2 separate regions of the Homo sapiens genome follow, and region 2 is linked to region 1. The links are chromatin contacts, found by Hi-C or POLR2A ChIA-PET in ENCODE. All regions are on one chromosome and are shown on one strand. The core of a region is the stretch at or near the end of the contact, and the rest is flanking DNA. Distances in the headings are between cores, read along the strand shown. Region 1 overlaps LOC105378054 (a long non-coding RNA gene). Region 2 has its middle 58 kb from the start of IYD.

What was found. A loop is a pair of places that touch in the nucleus more often than their neighbours do. ChIA-PET counts read pairs that join two places held with the same protein, here RNA polymerase II (POLR2A). Pooled maps may share reads with other maps.
Region 2: a pooled map shows a loop between it and region 1 (2.3-fold over the local background). The contact joins two enhancer-like sites. A Hi-C loop is called at or near these places in 7 of 168 maps with a recorded cell type or tissue (CD8-positive, alpha-beta T cell, GM12878, K562 and 3 more), 1 of 37 single-sample maps with no recorded cell type and 4 of 50 pooled maps. POLR2A ChIA-PET finds 5 or more read pairs at or near these places in 5 of 52 experiments (K562, MCF 10A, OCI-LY7 and 1 more).

The regions. Positions count from the first base shown.
Region 1 is chr6:150,271,872-150,275,643 of GRCh38, forward strand. The region is part of intron 1 of LOC105378054 (a long non-coding RNA gene); the gene reads left to right. Among named protein-coding and RNA genes, the nearest start is that of IYD, 95 kb to the right of the region's middle. RefSeq lists a cis regulatory region at 1-520 and an enhancer at 1,719-2,219. Within about 2 kb of position 2,185, at least 3 of the 41 ENCODE cell types and tissues checked have a DNase peak (open chromatin) inside an H3K27ac peak, as active enhancers do.
Region 2 is chr6:150,309,084-150,312,660 of GRCh38, forward strand. No RefSeq gene overlaps it. Among named protein-coding and RNA genes, the nearest start is that of IYD, 58 kb to the right of the region's middle. Within about 2 kb of position 2,133, at least 2 of the 41 ENCODE cell types and tissues checked have a DNase peak (open chromatin) inside an H3K27ac peak, as active enhancers do.

The DNA of each region.
Region 1 (3,772 bases), core at 935-3,434:
TGCAGGGCGGGACTCCAGATATGCCTAATTCATAAATATATATGTTCATATATCACCTGTACACAAAATGGTGGAGATTTTCCTTTGGGGGAGGAAATTTTAGCATTATAATGATATGTTAATGATCTGAAGGCAACTAAGGGTCATCTATTCCGGTTTGTGCTGGTTTTGTGGCATCTTATCTTCCTCTGCTCTTTGGTCAGTGGTCAGTAAGCTCTGGTGCCATCCCAGGCCTTCTGGTTTCATTAAGCAGCTGTGCCTGTAGATAAAGGGACTAAAAGAAAATAGAAAAAGGAACTTTCCCAGTGACGTCATCAGGGCTGCCCTGGTAAAAATACTGGCTGCCCTGAAGAAGACCTAGATATTCCTTGTTCAGTGTATGCCCTGAAAGATCAATGCTGGAAGCTGGCAAGAGGGAACATTCTCACTAGCTTTCTATTTTAAACAGACATGATTTAATATATTTACCCAGAAAGGTCTGAGCACACATCCTCTACTCTACCTTCCTCCCCAAACCCCACATCCCAGCAAATCTGTACTCAAGGCATTCACAGTTTGCAGAAATGATTTGCTAATCCAGGCTGGGGCAAGCCCCAAGAGAAGAGCTGACAATGACCAGTTTTCTGGGTCAGAGGCACAGAATCGAATGGGCCAGAGGGAGCCCATTCATCTCCCTTTCTTCCTCTTCAAATGTTGCTCCCTGACCCTTTATCTAAGACTGGATGGTTGATGGTCAATAAAATTGAAGTTCCTAAGCTCCTAAAGAGGTTTATGGAAACCGGCGTTTAGCTGGTGTCTCAGTGTGGCTGGTTGGTTCCTAACCAGTCTCTGCTTCTAAACTTTACCTCCAGGGCCAGGCGGGTTCAGGCACGTTCCTGGCGGAAGGTGCTCTGATGCTGTGGAAGACAGTTTCTTCATGGATTCCAACTGCTTGATTTGTGGGAATGACTCAACCATGCCTGTTCTCCCCCACCTTTGATGAGGCATCTGACACTGAGTTAATTCATTTGCATGGTGTAGACTATAGTAAATCCAGTGTTGGGACACTGTGTCATCTTCTTTCTGATTATGATGGTAACAAACGCTTGCCATAGGAGACTGGAAAAATCTATCCTATAGGAATATTGGAAAATCTATCCTGTAGGAAGAAAGAAAAAACTCACCTAAACTTGTACCACACACTGTCAAATCTGGGCACTTTTCCTTCTTTTTGTCTTTTTCCCCCTAAAGCCACAGGCGTTTAAAAACAACCTGAGCATGAGTCAGCCTGTCTGTCCACATCTACATACATGTGATCGAGGCCCTCATCTTGCAGATACAGATCTATTCTCTTGCAGAGACTCAACCTTGGACAATATCATTGCTTTCCACTGCAATATTCATTACTCCATCAACAAATTTTTATTTTTTATTCTTTTGAGACAAGGTCTCACCCTGTTTCACAGGCTGGAGTGCAGTGGTGCAATCATGGCTCACTACAACCCAAACTCCTGGGCTCAAGTGATCCTCCTGCCTCAGCCTCCTTAGTAGCTGGGATCACAAGTATGCACCACCATGCCCAGCTAATTTTTTTTCTTTTTCTTTTTTTGTAAAGATGGAGGCCTCGCTTTATTGCTCAGGCTGGTCTCAAACTCCTGAGCTCAAGCAATTCTCCCGCCTTGGCCTCCCAAAGTGCTGGGATTATAGGCGTGAGCCACTGTGTCCAGCCAGAAAGTTCTATTTTGTATAGCTAGCTTAACAAAACTGCTGCAGTGCTAGCCCCTATTCTTAGTCTATTGCCCATCTGGCCTCCACTATCTGGAAGATAGACAGAAGAGCCCACAACCTTCTCCAGACAACAAAGAAACTGGCCGGTGAAATCATCAAGAGGCTAGCTGGCGTCTGGGGGGTGTGAGGGAGTGCATTGCATTAATGAAGTCTTTTTATTCTTGGAAAAGTGTTTGGACAAAGGCTGTGCTATGCGTATGGCGTCTCTGCAGCTCCTGGACATATGCTCTGACTGTGCTACTTCTGCACACGAAAGGTCAGCATATGGCTTCCTTTCTCTTTCCCCGAGGAAAGTGACAGGCTGGTCATGGATGCCTCACCTGCTGTTGCTCTCGCTCTGGAGAAAGAAGTGTTGGAGGCATCACTGCCAGTAAATCTTCACTGGGCTCCCAGCAGGCCTGGCCTAGCTTGACCCCTTCATGGGTAACAGCAGAAGGCCACCTGCTGCTCCGCGGCTGAGCAACCAAACAGCACAGCTGCTGAGGTTAGGGTTTGAGGTGAAATATAGCCACACACATCTCCCAGGGTCACACGTGGGTAGCCTCAAAGGGCAAATAGGTCTTGAAATGATGGTCTCAGGGGAGAAACCACTTCCATGGCCTGTTCTCGAGCTGTCCAGCTTGGCAGGGTGAGAAAAGTCTGCAATGAATGGCCTTCCTGGGTCTTTCCGTCAGAGCAGCCTGGAGTGTGTGCTGAAGGTGAAACAGCCACCCCAGCGCTTCTCCTCCTCCTCCACACTCCTTCGTCCTTTTAGGTCCCTTGCCCTACCTTTGTCCTTGTTATTGCTGACAGTCAGAGCATCCAGGAAACAGAGCTGGGAAAGAAAGAAACCAGAAGGGAGGAGAGGGGCCTAAGATTGAGGGTTTGGAGAACAGATTAATGCTATGACCTTCAGCCGCCTGGGGACAAAAAGCACCTTCCAGAGAGAAGCCATTGAGCAGTCGCTGACGTTGCATCCATCAGGCTCGTACTGGTTGTAGGATTTGATTTTTAAAAGGCACATGTTTATGACTACGTGGCTTTCTTGTCCCACTCTATAGCAAGCTAACTGAAAGCACTTTCCCCCGTGTCAATCAGTTAAAGAGAAGGCTAGCAAATATGTCTGTGACAGAATAATCTTGGTGTTTCCTAATTTCCACTTCATGGCACTGTGGAAAAAGACATCTGAAGGTGCTGTGGAATTATATGGACAAGGCTGCAGGCAGATGGCGAGGCCGTGGAGAGATTCGACTTGGAACCTATTGGGAGGATATAGGGTGGAGACGCGTGATTCTGGATCATGTGAACCCAGGATGCACGTGAATTTCCTGCATCACCTAAGGAGGAAAGTGGGGAGGCTGTTGAGCGAAAGCAGCTTGAAATTCTTCTTGGGATCCACGTTCACGTAATTGATTCCTTCCTTCCTTGCTCCTTTTTTGCCTTTCTTTTGTTGATTGATTCTTTCTTTCATTAATCAAAATCTGTCTTCAAGGATCTCACCTTCAGCTCTGGGAAGAAAGCCCATTAAGCAACCTCAAGGCAGTAAAGAAGGCAGGAAGAGACAGGAATGGTCAGAGTATATTGAAAAACGTTCCTCAGTCAGTCTCCCAAATGTTCGGTGTATGCTGGAATCACCTGGGGTTCTCTGTACCGATGCCGTCTCGAAGACCAGGGGATCTCAGGTGGTGATCAGGAATCTGCATTTCACCAGCCCCTGTCCCCACCCCATCCCCAGGGCATGCTTTTGGAAATCTGCTCACAACGTGTCCCTCCCCCTCCTTCCTGCTTTTATTAACTAGATGTTAAAATGCTTGGAGTCACACTCAGGAGTGTGTGGAGTCTTCTCGTGAGACTTAGGTCCTTGTTTTTTAGCACCAAGTAAACATTTCTAGCCTTTCTGTTTCTTACAGAACAATCCATTTCAAAGCCATACCTCCGAGGGGGCAAGGGTTTTCTCTAGACCATGCAACATCACTGTCTCTGGCCCTGCGGCTGTTGGAGCGGTGGGTACAGATGTGCTGAAGGT
Region 2 (3,577 bases), core at 883-3,382, 37 kb after region 1:
GAAGAAACGAACGAAGGAAAGAAGGGAAGGAGGAAGGAAGGAAAGAAAAGAGAAAGAGGGAAGGAAGGCAGGAAAGAAAGGAAGGAGGAGGGAGGGAAGGAAGGAAGGGAGGGAGGGAGGTAGGGAGGGAGGGAGGTAGGGAGGGAGGAAGGAAGGAAAAAAAGGAAGGAAGGAGGGAACGAAGGACGGAAAGGAATGAAGGAAGGAGGGAAGGATGGAAGGAAGGAAGGAAGGAAAAGACTGAAGGAAAGACAGAAGGAAGGAGGGAAGGCAGGCAGGATTGGGACAGTCTGCGAGTTTCCCACCTAAGCATGTCAAAGCCCATAGTGATCATCCTGCAGTTGTGCAAACCTGGAAACTTTTTCTAAACTTGTGACAGCAACTCAGACTGACTTGAGACAGATTTATATATCCAGTCCCTGAAGCCCCGATCTCAAACAATAACTGTGTGTTCCTTGGGAACCTGATGCGGATCCTTCGGTTAACATACAGTGTCCAGGCCTGTGCTAGGAGCTGTGGAGGGGCCATGAGAGGAGGAGCGTGGTCTCTGTCATTAGCAAACACTTTCCATCTCATAAAACAGACAACAAAAACATATATTAAGCAGCTTGCAAACAAAACCACATATACTGAAATGCAAGATTGAAAAGTACTGAGAAAAGAAAAAGTGTTCTATAACTGAAAAGAGAGAAATTAATGACTTTGGGGGTAATCAAGGAAGGTTCCTGGGAAAAGGTGGCAATTTGACTGGGTCTGAGAGCACGGCTGTGATTTAGATCAGGGGTCCGCAACCCCCAGGTGACAGACCAGTACCAGTCCATGGGCTGTTAAGAACTGGACCACACAGCAGGAGGTGGGTGCGGGGGCCAGCGAGCAGGATCACCTGAGCTCCGCCTTCTGTCAGATCAGCTGTGGCAGTAGATTCTCATAGGAGCACGAACCGTATTGTGAACTGCGAGTGCGAGGGTCTAGGTTCTGAGCGCCTTATGAGAATCTAATCAGTTTCATCCCAACCCCACCTCCACCCGCCCCCACCCACCACCTTCCTATCCCACCTCCACCTTCCCCCACTGCCCCCCGACTCCCAGTCCGTGGAAAAATTGTCTTCCATGAAACCCGTCCCAGGTGCCGAAAAGGTTGGGGCCTGCTGATGTAGATGATACATTTACAAAAAGGCCCAGAGACTGTGAGTAAGGGGAGCCAGAGGCAATGAGTCCCACCCACCCGGGGCACGGTGGGTAGAGCAGAGGGACACAAAGCTGGTGGGGGCTGTGAGTGGGGGTGTGGGGGTGGGTGGGGGTAGATCCTGGAGGGTCTCAGCAGCCAGGTGCTCAGGAACTCAGCTTCAGGAGAAAGGAGGCCACTGTAGGCTTTTGAGAAAAGGTGGCATTTGGGGAACATTGATTTGGCAGTGGGGGTTTGGTGGATGGGGTGTCCACTGGGGTCAAGAGAAGCAACCAGGGGGGAGGTTCACAGAAGTCCAGGTGAGGCAAGCATGGGCTGTGGAGAAGGGCAGGGCCTCCAGAGCTGTCCAGAGTGGAAGGGAGAGGACAGAGAGAACCACAAGGAAAAATTAACCAGCCTCCTCTCCCCATATCTTACCCCAATGTCGAGGGTGTAAGACAGAGAGATTGAGCTCCCAGCAGCTCTGCTAACTTCCTCCTTGGCCTTGGGTGAGTCACTCCATCTCTCTCTCTGTCTCCTTTTGTGAAGAATCAGAATATACTTGCCTTATTTCTTTCAAAAGATGCCTAAGGGAAGCAGACAAAATAATTTTTTAAACATTTTGCAAAATATAAAGCATTAGGCAAATACTTGCTATTATTCTATATAATTGCTATGCTGTAATCTAAGATCAGGCTGCTATCAGATTGCGTCCAGAATTGGTTCCTTCTGGTGGGTTCTTGGTCTCACTGACTTCAAGAATGAAGCCACGGACACTCGCGGTGAGTGTTACAGTTCTTAAAGATGGTGTGTCTGGAGTTTGTTCCTTCAGATGTTCAGATATGTCTGGAGTTTCTTCCTTCCGGTGGGTTGGTGGTCTTGCTGACTTTAGGAGTGAAGCTGCAGATCTTCGCAGTGAGTGTTATAGCTCTTAAAAGTGGCGCATCTGGAGTTGTTTGTTCCTCCCAGTGAGTTCGTGGTCTCGCTGACTTCAGGTGTGAAGCCACAGACCTTCGCAGAGTGTTACAGCTCATAAAGGTAGTGTGGACCCAAAGAGTGAGCAGTAGCAACATTTATTATGAAGAGCAAAAGAACAAAACTTCCACACTGTGGAAGGGGACCCCAGTGGGTTGCCGCTTCTGGCGCGGGTGGCCAGCTTTTATTCCCCTTTTTGGCCCCGCCCATGTTCTGCTGATTGGTCCATTTTACAGAGCGCTGATTGGTCCATTTTACAGAGTGCTGATTGGTGTGTTTACAAACCTTTAGCTAGACACAGAGCGCTGATTGGTGTGTTTTTACAGAGTGCTGATTGGTGTGTTTACAATCCTTTAGCTAGACAGAAAAGTTCTCCAAGTCCCCACCCCACCCAGAAGCCCAGCTGGCGTCACCTCTCAAGATAAGCTACAGCTTTCTGCCTTCATCAGAGATGGTCTTGGAACACCATTCTTTTAAGCGTCTCTCACAGCTTTCAAATCATCTCCTCCCTCCCAGAGTGTGGTCTTGCTTCTGCTGCTAACCTCTGTGGTTCCTGTCTCTCTTATACTTTTGTGCTTCTACCATAGAGTTGTAAGCCAATAGCCAGTTTCATTAGGACTGAATGTAAAGTAAGAATAAATAGGTGCTGAGTGAGACCTTAAGAAGGCTCTCCTGATGCAAAGTTATAAATGTTGGGTATTAACTTTTTGGGATCACTTTGGCTACTCATTTTACTTAATAAGAGTAAAGATGTCCTGAATGCTTGGCGCTGATTTCTGGACTCTCAGTGCATTCCAGGCCATGGAGACTGTCGGGTGAGTGATGGCTGAGCAGGAGAGATGTCACACAGTGACACTATTGGAACTCTTACCGCGCTTGGTGGAGATTGACCACTGGGAGTCAGATGCAGTATACAGGAATTCAATTAAATAAACATTTCATTTATAATTTGTATTTCTGTCAAAGGAGTATATAATGGAAATGATTTGTGAAATATTTGACAAAGACAAGGACGTTAATTATAGAAGCTGGTTTGCAGTGAATATAGATTATTCTATTTCATACATATTACATTTGAGGTGATGACAATACATGGCCATGGAATTGTCTCATGGAAAATGGGAGATTCGGGAGTAGAACCTGAGTGACAGAGAAGGACTGAGATCAGAGTGAAGGCATAGGAGTTATCTGCAAATCAGTGGTAGATTCATTTAAAAAAAAAAAAAAAGCACACGAAGGGGCTGAGGCAGGAGAATAGGGCCTGGAGGCGGGGAACCTAAGGAATTCCTGGAACTAAATCAAATGGAAACACTTCAGCAATGACAGGAGTGTGACTGGCTTTGTAACGTCACTTCATCCTACCCATTTACACAGGCAGTAACATCTTCTCTGTTTACATAGGATGCATACCGAGTAAATGACTTTGTAACTTGACTTT